Regions from separate parts of the Mus musculus genome. Here region 1 is linked to region 2. The links are chromatin loops, found by intact Hi-C in ENCODE. Cell type or tissue: heart. All regions are shown on one strand.

What was found. Peaks named below come from ENCODE experiments on the same cell type or tissue, not always from the same donor. Only the 100,000 strongest peaks of a DNase experiment are listed, where the experiment ranks them.
Region 1: a loop joins it to region 2, with 6 times the contacts of the local background. A loop is called at or near these places in 11 of 42 quality-filtered maps.

The regions. Positions count from the first base shown.
Region 1 is chr4:62,504,900-62,509,899 of GRCm38, reverse strand. Alad (aminolevulinate, delta-, dehydratase) reads left to right here. Exons shown (of 12, transcript NM_008525.4): 12 at 590-3,916. The coding sequence ends at 651. Among named protein-coding and RNA genes, the nearest start is that of Hdhd3, 5.2 kb to the right of the region's middle. In heart, a CTCF peak has its summit at 2,905 (motif pointing right); DNase peaks (open chromatin) are centred at 2,799 and 3,729.
Region 2 is chr4:62,345,110-62,350,109 of GRCm38, reverse strand. It overlaps Fkbp15 (FK506 binding protein 15), which reads left to right. Exons shown (of 28, transcript NM_001045528.2): 3 at 3,969-4,053; 4 at 4,533-4,602. Among named protein-coding and RNA genes, the nearest start is that of Fkbp15, 13 kb to the left of the region's middle. In heart, no CTCF peak of the experiment used is centred here; a DNase peak (open chromatin) is centred at 1,949; H3K27ac peaks cover 626 bases.

The DNA.
Region 1 (5,000 bases), 160 kb before region 2:
CACGGTCCTTGTCCATACCCGGTACGTATTTGTCTGGAGGAGTACCTGCGATAATATGTAGTGTATGCTTATTACTCTGTAAATGGGAGCAGGTTTGGTTAATATCATTCACCATCCTGGTCATTCAGGCTCCACGGCCAGGGATTTAACAGCAGACTCCTGTTCTCCCCCTCACCAGAAAGGTCCACAGACACAAGCAACTTGGGCACTGTAGCTCATCACTGAAACCTTTGGTGAGACAATGGGTCTGAGCTTAGTCGGCCCTGGCTGGGTAACTGGGCAAGAGGAGAAAGAACCTCAGCTAAGAAGTAGGGTCTGTAGTCTGGTCTCAGGGCTGCACTGGACCAGCAGAGCAGTCAGGCTTATACTTGCCTGCATCTTCCTCTGCACTTGCCATCTATCAGCAAATCAAGGCCCACGACAAGAGAATGACTTGTTCAGTGTCTGGAGCTGGCTACAGCCAGACTCAGCCCTAGGCTGTGTCACCAGGCCATACCTCTCCCTGGTGGTCTTCCTCTGCCTGGCCCTTGTCTCCCAACTGTGCTGGTAGCTGATGTCACATCCCTCCCATTTTCTGTTGTCTGTACAGGTGCCGACATCATCATCACCTACTTTGCACCGCAGCTGTTGAAGTGGCTGAAGGAAGAATGAAGAAAAAGTGTCGGACTTGATCTTGACCAAGCTCCCTGGGCCTTACAGAAGGGGGAAAGTAAATGCGCTGTTAGAACTGTGCCCTGTGCCCTCTTCCTGCCCACGCTGCTGGCAGGGTGCAGCGCCCTGGGTGGTTTGCCAGCATGCTAAACTCCCACTCACAGCTGCAGCCTACCAGGCCCTCCAAGTTTCCCACTCTGGCTCAGCCCAGAGACCCTCCTCCCTGCTCTGCTGAGGTGTGGCCTTAGCTTGGCAGAACCCAAGAGCCTCAGGCACCGGCTTGGAGCTTTGGGACAAGAGGAGAGCAGTTGGAGCTTGAAACCTAAAGAGTTATTCATTAATGAGGATCAAACCCCAGAAGCAGCAGGGATTCCTGGCCACAGGAGATGCCAGCATCAGAAAGTCTGTCTGCACAAGTCAGTTCCTGAGAACCTCTGCCCAGGGCAGATGGACACAGCAGGATGCACAGCAGCATACGTCTCTGTAGGATGTATGCAGAGAAAGGGGAGCGTAACAAAGCAGGTGAATCGATACTTGCTAAGAAGGGGAAGTCCAAGACAGCTGTCCCTGAGTTGAAACCTTAAAGGGACAAAGAGGACCAGCAGACGTGCTCAGAGACCCCTTTGGTAGGAGGAGCTTGGCAGGGCTAGAGGGCAGGCGACGAAGAGGAACGTGGATAACAGAGGGGAGGTTGGAATAGTTCGTTCCCCGACTTAGCAGGGACCTAAAGTTTTGTTTTGCATCTGTGGGACAGCCATCTTAAAGATTTGGGCGTTTGGTTTAGTTTTCTCCACTAAGTATCCCTGGCCTCACCCACCTAGGCAAGCACTCTGCCACTGAACTGTACCTATAGCCTTCAAGGCACGTTCTGGAGACCAGACTAGATGTGTTGCGGGAGGTAGATAAGGGAACAAGAGAGAGTGAGGTTGTCTTTGTGGGTTTCTGAAGTTGCCCAGCTGGTTTTAGTTCATTCATCTGACATGACACCCGTACTGCGGCTAATGAAGGTTAGGGCCAGTTTGCAGGCACACCTGACTTTAGAGGTGGAGGCCCTACTCTAGCTCTGACTCTAACGCGATGTCATTCTTAAGGTGCAGAATTAGTTAGAGTTAATAACTGGCAACTCCTGCAATCAGACTGGTCCAATACTTGGTGGCTTTCTTTTAAAGCTGTGAATAACTCAAGAGCTGATCTTCCTACTTCTCAGCCTTCTGGAAGGTAGCCACCAAAATCAAATCAGCCCTAAACTGTCTCTTTCTTGGATCCTGAGCATAGATTTACCATCTAGAACCCAGATCACTAATTTAAAACCTGCTATCATCAGGCCAGGGGTATACCAGACTAGACTTGTACTATCTTGGCTGTTATACAGCCTCTGAGCTCTGTGGTTAAAATGGTTCGTGTGTTAGGGAAGCCATCACCAAGCTGTTAAGAGAGCCAGGAGACATGCTACCCTGCATGTGCCAAGGCCCTAATGTGTCCAGGCCCAATGGCAAATGGGAAGGTCACCAGGTCCCGACCTTTGAAGGATCAGAAAACAGTCCCCTGAAGGACTGATGTTTGGATGAACAGCTAAAGCTGAGACATAATTGACCAAGAGCCTTCCAGGGAAAGAACCATTGTGCAAAGTTCCTGGAGCCGAAGTGGAGCTGGATGAGCACGGGGCTGGTGTGGCCCGCACACCAGGAAGAATACAGGAACAGGTGGCCTGGACATCTCAGTCTAAGCCGTACAGGGGCTTCGATGCCACACTCCTCCACCTTTATCCCAAGATCAAAGGGCACCTCAAGGATGCCAGCAGGGGAATGACCATGTTGTGGGTTTTCACTTAGTAACACCATGGCATTATGCAGATGAGATGTTTGAATTCCATGGTGACCATAGGGATGCAAAAAAGGAGATTATTTAGAGTATAGTTTAGACCTGCTTCTCTGAATGGCAAGTGGCCTGACCATTTAATGGAGAAAGCAGACTCAAGGTAGAACCCTAAGTTTAGCTTGAGTCCTTGGCAATGAGAAAGGCACCCCCCACTAAGGCTACTCACATTTTCGGCAGAACTGGGTTAAAGGTTAAAAGGAAAACCAGATGTAACATTCTGACCCAGCTCCAAAGCCCCGACCCTTAACCACTCATGACACCTCCCAGTAAGGGACAGTGAGAAAGATGGCTGGCCTCTGCTGTGTGACTAACTGGTATGGGAGGAGGACCTTGGAGCCCATTTTCCCCTGGAGCTGGGTCTTGTCACCTGAAGTGTCCACTTGGTGGCAGCCACCTACATCTTTGCAAACAAAGCAGGCACAGACAGACATGGCTTACACCTAAGGGCTTCCTGCACAGAAGGGCTTCCTGGACTTCAAGACTAACCTAAGCTGCAGAATAAGATCCTTCTTTAAAATCGGGAAGAGACTTGAGAGTCATCTGAAAGGGTTGTAACTGACCTGTGCCACATCCATAGAGAACTAGATTTTCAGTCTGGCAAGGATATTATCAGCCTCCCAGATACCTGGCAGTGGGTGTCCAGGGACTTGATGAGACTTGGTTTTCTCATTCCCCTCTCAAATGTGCCAGTTTAGGCTGTAGTTTCACCCTTTGGCAGGCATCATAATCAGCCATTTAACTCCTTAAGAGTGGAGAACACCCAGTTTCCAGCTAGCCATCCCATATAGACTGCCAGTCTAGCACAGGAAGGGCCTAGTGATTTGTGGCAGTCTTGAGTCTGGGTACTCTTGGTTGCAGGGACTGAAACTCAGGTCAATAGAAAAAGAAACTGAACTGGTTCGCATGCCTAAATCTTGGTAATGTCAATTATGTGTGTCCCCAAGTCAAAGGCTTTGATCTTTTGGCCTTGGGGAGACTTTATTGTTGGATAAGCCTTCCCAGCCAACAACTTGATCCCTCACTGAAATAACCCCTAAGATTTGTAATCCCAGAGAAAGACCCATTCTGTCCTGTCCCTGCCATAACAACTCTGGAGATCTGTGATTGTTCTGCGTAGGTCACATGTCTGCCAATTGGCTCACTCAGTATGAACTGGACAGGGATGGGTGACATGGTTGACCTGCCCCCCCATTACATAAAAGGCTGACAAGGCCTTGGCTCTGGTACCAAATGGTCCTCTGCCTGGAATGCCTTCTCTCTAAATCCATGTGTCTCCTTTTATGTTCGGACCTCAGCTGACCTGTCACTTCCTCAAACCTGATCCAGCAATCTCTCTAAACTCACCCTCTGTATTCGGATTAGTGAATACAACAAGTCAAAATAACAGTAGTTTTAAAGGTTTTCTTCTTGGGGCTGCTGAGATGACTCGGCAAGTGTGTTTGCTGTACAAGGCTGACCTGAACTCAACCCCTGGAACCCACTGTGGGAACAGTGGTCAAGTCCAAAACTTGACTCCTGACCACCACATGCCCACTCTGGTACTCATGTATATATTGTTTACTTCTCTAAACAACCTGGGGCTGTGTTGCCAACTTGTGCAAACAGGGGATTGGTCTTAGCTTGTGTCTTACTCTGTTACATCTCATTAATCAAAGATAGTATGGAGGCACATTCTTATAACTCCAGCACTAGACAGCTGGGGGCAGGAGGATCGTGAGCATCATCCTAGGCAATGCAGCAACAACTCTGACAGTCATATGCATGAGCACCAATGGGATGGAAGCATTGAGACCTCATAAGTCCATCAGAGTCCTAACATTGAAAGGTAGATGATAAGCCGGGCGGTGGCAGTGCACGCCTTTAATCCCAGCACTTGGGAGGCAGAGGCAGGCGGATTTCTGAGTTCGAGGCCAGCCTGGTCTACAGAGTGAGTTCCAGGACAGCCAGGGCTACACAGAGAAATCCTGTCTCAAGAAAAAGAAAGAAAGGAAGGAAGGAAGGTGTTTGTTGAGAATGGAGAACATCTGAATGCAAGCTACTAGTATGGCCATTTCAGAAAACTGGCTCTATCTACTGAAATGAAACACACTGATGGTACCTGGATTTCCACACCTAGTTACTTATCGATAATGTATACTGATGCTCTCTGGGACACATTTGTAATGTTTTCTGATATGTGTGACCACCCAAACTGGAACTAACCCAAATGTCCATCAGCAGTGAGATGTACTTCATTTGTGAATGGACGAATGAGACAGCCACACAGTGTGATATGGATTAACATTAATAAAATAATTAATAAAACATAGATGCAAAGGAAGATTGAAGAACATGCCTGCTGTGATTCAACATATACCCAGCTCACAAACAAGTGAAACTACAATTGAACCTAGGAGAGGCTGGAGACAGGTCCGTGGTAGAAGGGTACTCACCTTGTCCGGGTTCAATCCCAGCAACACACACACACACAA
Region 2 (5,000 bases):
AAATGAGGTGTTCTGATGAATTGAGAACAGGACTTTGGCTTTATATAGACAAAAAGGAGATGAAGAATCCAAAATCCAGAAAAGTAGATTAGCCATTTTGAAGTTCCTTATCTGGTAAAAGAGGAAAATAGGCCATAAAAACTGGTCTGTGTGAGGCATCTCACATGACACCAGACACAGCCACATGAAATTTGGGGATTTAGGTATTATTTATCTCTCTTTATTTAAAATTTCAGCTTAAAATGTTGGTTTTGTCCTTGGTGATATGGAATTTAAAATGAGTAACTATTTTGGTTTCTTCTGTTGGGCTCAACACGTAGATCAGGCTGGTCTCTAGCTTGAGATCCTCCTGTCTCTGCCTCATACAGGCTGGGATTGCAAGCATATGTCTCCATGCCTGACAATGCATAAACTCAGTTATGACTAAAGGGACTAATCACAAAAGACTCCAGGAAATTCTGAGGGGCATTACGCAAGAGCCAAATAGATTTCTCAAAACACACTTCTACTCTTACTACTCAGCAAACTACAAAGGATTTAGGAAGTGGGAACAAGATCAAATTGTACCCTGCCACAACCCTTCAGGCTAAGTGTTCCTTGTGTATTTCACTCCTTTCTTCCTTGGCTGTGCGATTCTGACTCTGATTTAAGTGTCTGACCATAGAAGTGTAGAGGAAAACAAACCATCTCAGGCTTATCTGATGAAATAGCTTGATTTTTTTTTTTCTAATAAGAAAAAATGGATTGATTGCCTGGGGTGTAGTGGCATAACACCTTTGATCCTAGCAGTGGGGAGGCATGGCCAGGAAGATCTCTGTGAGTTCGAGGCCAGCCTGGTATACCAGGAGAACCAGAGCTATGCAGAGAAACCCTGTCTTGACCCACCCCATGTACTGATTGATTGTGTATGCATGTAGTCATATGCATGCATATATGCATGTATATAGGCATGTGCATGCCATGACTCAGGTCTGGAGGTCAGAGGATGACTTGTAGGAGTCAGCTGTCTCCTTCAATCATGTAGGTCCAGTTTTGTTGTTGCCCTTGATGGTTTTTGTTTTCTTTTTCTTCATAAAAGTAGGTAGATTTATTTTTTTTCCTGTGAAAAATTATTTTTCAAGTGAAGGAGAAGCTAGAAGGCATATAGGAGTAAATAATCAGAGATTTTACCTTTAAAGATACAGTAGGTTGGTTGAAGAAAGCCTTTTTTTTTTTAATGAAGAGATTAAAAAGGACTCAAGGTAAATTCACTAATGAATAATGAAGATAAGGAAAATATCTAATCATTTCCTGAACAAGGAGGCTAAGTTGAGGAAACTTTGCTCAAAAAAAATTTTTTTTTCAAGACTACACATTATAAGATTTCCTCTTGAATGCCAAGTCCAAGAGTGAGAATAATGCTGACTTGAGAGAAGGAGGAATCCTGAGCCAATAGGAGAGTCACAGGATGATGGCCATGCTCTGCCAGTGTCCCTGGCAGAAGCAGCCTTTCCTTTCCAGGATATGAGCTCTGGTAATTATAGCCCGAGAGGACTGCAAGAAGCTGCCCTGGCCCTGAGGAGGATGCTGGGCTGGCCTCCCCTGCTAGTGACTTTTTTTTCTGGGTTTCACACTTGTCTAGATTATGTACATTATGTAACGCTGGCCTTTCCATCCACTCCCCTAGATTGCTTCATCAGGAGTAAAGATTTACCAGAGTACTGTATACAACCACAAAGTGCACACTAAACTTAGCTGCATATAGCTTTCTAATCACAGTAAGAAAACATAGAACATAAGTAAATAACAGTGTCCTTCGTTGTCAGAGCTCATTCACAGTCTTTCTAAGCTAGCATCCTGTTTCTGGATCCTGGGACATGTTTACTTTCCACTTCCCCGAAATCAGTCAGGTCACATAAAGCAGCAGTGGCATGGTACGCCCCTTTCCTGTTGTCCTTTCTCGGTGAAGATTTAAAAAGACAGTTTTCCCTTGCTGGTGATGTGGAGCAGTCCAGCTGTACTCTTGATGGGAGGAGTGTAAATTGCTGAGGCATTCCCAAAGGACGCTCTCTGGGGCAGTGGAGAGCCAAGACAGTCACTATTTATGCTACTTCATCTCAGAATTCTCTTATCAGAAACTTTGTTTAAGAAAAGAGTCAACCCCCACTTCCAAAAAGTGTGTTTTAAAGATATTCTTCATAGCATTATGTATAACAGAGAAAATTTGGTATCTGTCCAAAGAAATGTAGCACACTAAGAAATGAGGAAAATTCTTAGAGTCAGTCGTCGTAGTGTTTTGTGTAGCTGTCAAGAGGCAGCATTTCAGGCAGTAGCTGTGTGCCGCCCGCCTAGGTTTGTTTGGGAGACTATAGAGAAGACTTCTAATGTAGTCAGGGAGAAGTGGAAGAGGCCAAGTTGAATCTTTATTTGTTTTAAAATACTAAAAAAGCTGCTGCAGAGCTTATGTGTACACAGAAAGGACTCAGAACAAACACTTGAGTTTACTGATGTCTAATTTTGGTTGATGAGGTTCTAGGTGGTTTCTATTTTCATTGTGGTTTCATGTCTGTCTGACTTTCTACAATGTACTTGTACTCTGAAATTGAGAGGAGGTGTTCAAACAGAAAAACAAGAGAGAAGGTTTTGAAAGCAAGCTCAGTGAGTTTTCCTTAGTGCTCTCTCATTACTTTTCTATCTAGACATGGATCTGGGGAGTTTAGCACTGGGTATGGTAGTGAATACCTGTTGTTTCAGCACTCAGGAGATGAGACAGACCATAAGTTCCAGGCTAGGTTGGACTACATAAAGGAGACCCTGTCTCCATTAGACAGACAGACAAAGAGACAGACAAAAACCAAAACAATATCAAAATGCAATTTACTTTTTTTTTTTTTTCTTTTTCAAGACAGGGTTTCTCTGTGTAGCCCTGGCTGTCCTGGAACTCACTCTGTAGACCAGGCTGGCCTCGAACTCAGAAATCCACCTGCCTCTGCCTCCCAAGGGCTGAAATTAAAGGCATGCGCCACCTCTACCTGCTGCAATTTACTCTTAATATGCTATTTTAAAACATTATATAAAGCCCTTGATCGATATAGGCAATGAGTGTGATTGAGTGTTGATGTAAAAATATAGTCATCACTTCAAAGGGGACAAGAATTTATTCTGAGGCCAAATATGAGCCACTGTGGTCCAGGAACACAGATTGAGGTCTCCTCAAATCTCATGTTGCAATATGGTAACAGCTTGGTCAAGTTTTATGGGTACAGAACAAACAGAGTAACAAATCAAGACACTTTTCACTGCTGTGGTGGAGACATGAGGTTCAAACAGACTGAGAAAAATCTCTGCTGTAAGCCTCAGATGCTATCTGATGACATTCTTAGCCTTTTGGTTTGCGGAAGCTAGTGGTTTTTTAAGTCAATAGATTCCAAAAGGCTCCATCTGTTAGATAGGAGTGGGCAAGGGAGGGCTATTAAGGGGCTGAAGACAGCCCAGGATAGGTCGTAATTGGGGTCTGAACCTACAAGAACATTCCTACCTCCACAAGTTACTGGCCTTCTAATCAGTTGATCAGCCTTGTAGGAAGTATCAGCTAGAGTTCCCCCTAGGAACTCTTGTTTACACTATCACCCTACATTCCTGATACTAGAGAGGAAATAGCTTTACTTGTATATACCTTAGCTATCAGAGCATTGAAAAGAGAAAAGAAAGTAGTAAAGTATGTCTGTTTTCTAGACTTCTTGTATAGCCAGAAAATTTGTCTGATGTATGATGTTGGGGCTAGTGTGAGTCTAGCCTCATCTACTGTTATTTAGAGTCTGTTTCCTCAGTACCTGACAAGGCCACAGAGCTATCTCTGGATCCAATGAGGATAGTGGTAATGAAAGCATTGTTACACTAACTGTAAAGCATGAAGTGGGATTTTTGAGGCTAGTTTTGAGGTTAAAAATAAAAAAAATGAATGGCATCTTTGTTTTCTTCATCTTCAGGAAATCAGACAGCACCAAAGCCAGCCCCAGCTACCACAGGCACGTCCTCAGTGCTGTTTGCCACTGCAGTGCATGCATACCGCTAGTAAGTAGTTGGAAGAGAAAGCCCTCAGAGCTGGGGAGGCTGTGGACCAGCCGGCTGCAGTTCCTGTCCTTCCTCAGAAGCCTGTGCTCATCGTAGCCTAGTTCCTCAGAGAAACTCAGCATTATTTTGTCTATGTTGTTAATGTTTGGGCCCTCCACAGCAACTTTCTGAGATTTTAGGGATACTATGGATAATAGATGACTGAAGAATAAAAAGTTGGGGCTGGGTGTGATGGCTCTCACCTTTAATCCCAGCACTTGAGAGGCAGAGTCTGTAGGTTTTCTGTGATTCCTAGATCTGCCAGAGTTGTACCAATGAGACCCTGTCTCAAAGAAATAGAAGTTGCAGAAGAACTTTAGATTAAAAGTTGCCCACCTCTCACCTTTCCTAAAGACCAAATACTAGCTGTTTCAGATCAGAGAACTGGCTCTTCATGGTTGAAAGGGATTCTGATATTTGTTGTATTCTTGTTTCAATAGCATAAATGGTCAATATGCAAAGCAGGGCAAATTTGGAGCGGCTGTCCTGGGGAACCACACAAGCAGAGAGGTGAGAAGACCCACATTGATTTATACGCCACATCCCAAGAATTGTTAATGCCTCGGGTCTGTTTCTTATCTGTTGGATAGAGACTTATGTGTTAGATGATAAGAATGTCTACTGATGATAACTGAGTGTGTATGACTAGGATTGAGTAGATGGCCCTAGTTTGCTTACTGTTATGCATTAAAACAAGTGCTGTTGTTCGGAATGCTTGCTTTAGACATCTCCTTTGTGACGGTTCTAGTGTAAGAGCTGGAAAGCTTTAGAGTAAACAGTCAAGGATGCTCTTTGTTGGATAGCTAATGATCATTCGTCATTCTGTCAGTGCATTCCATCGTTTTGCCTATGTTAAAGACCAATATTTATCCTTTGAAGCCTGAAAATAAGGCTGAGCAGTTGATCAG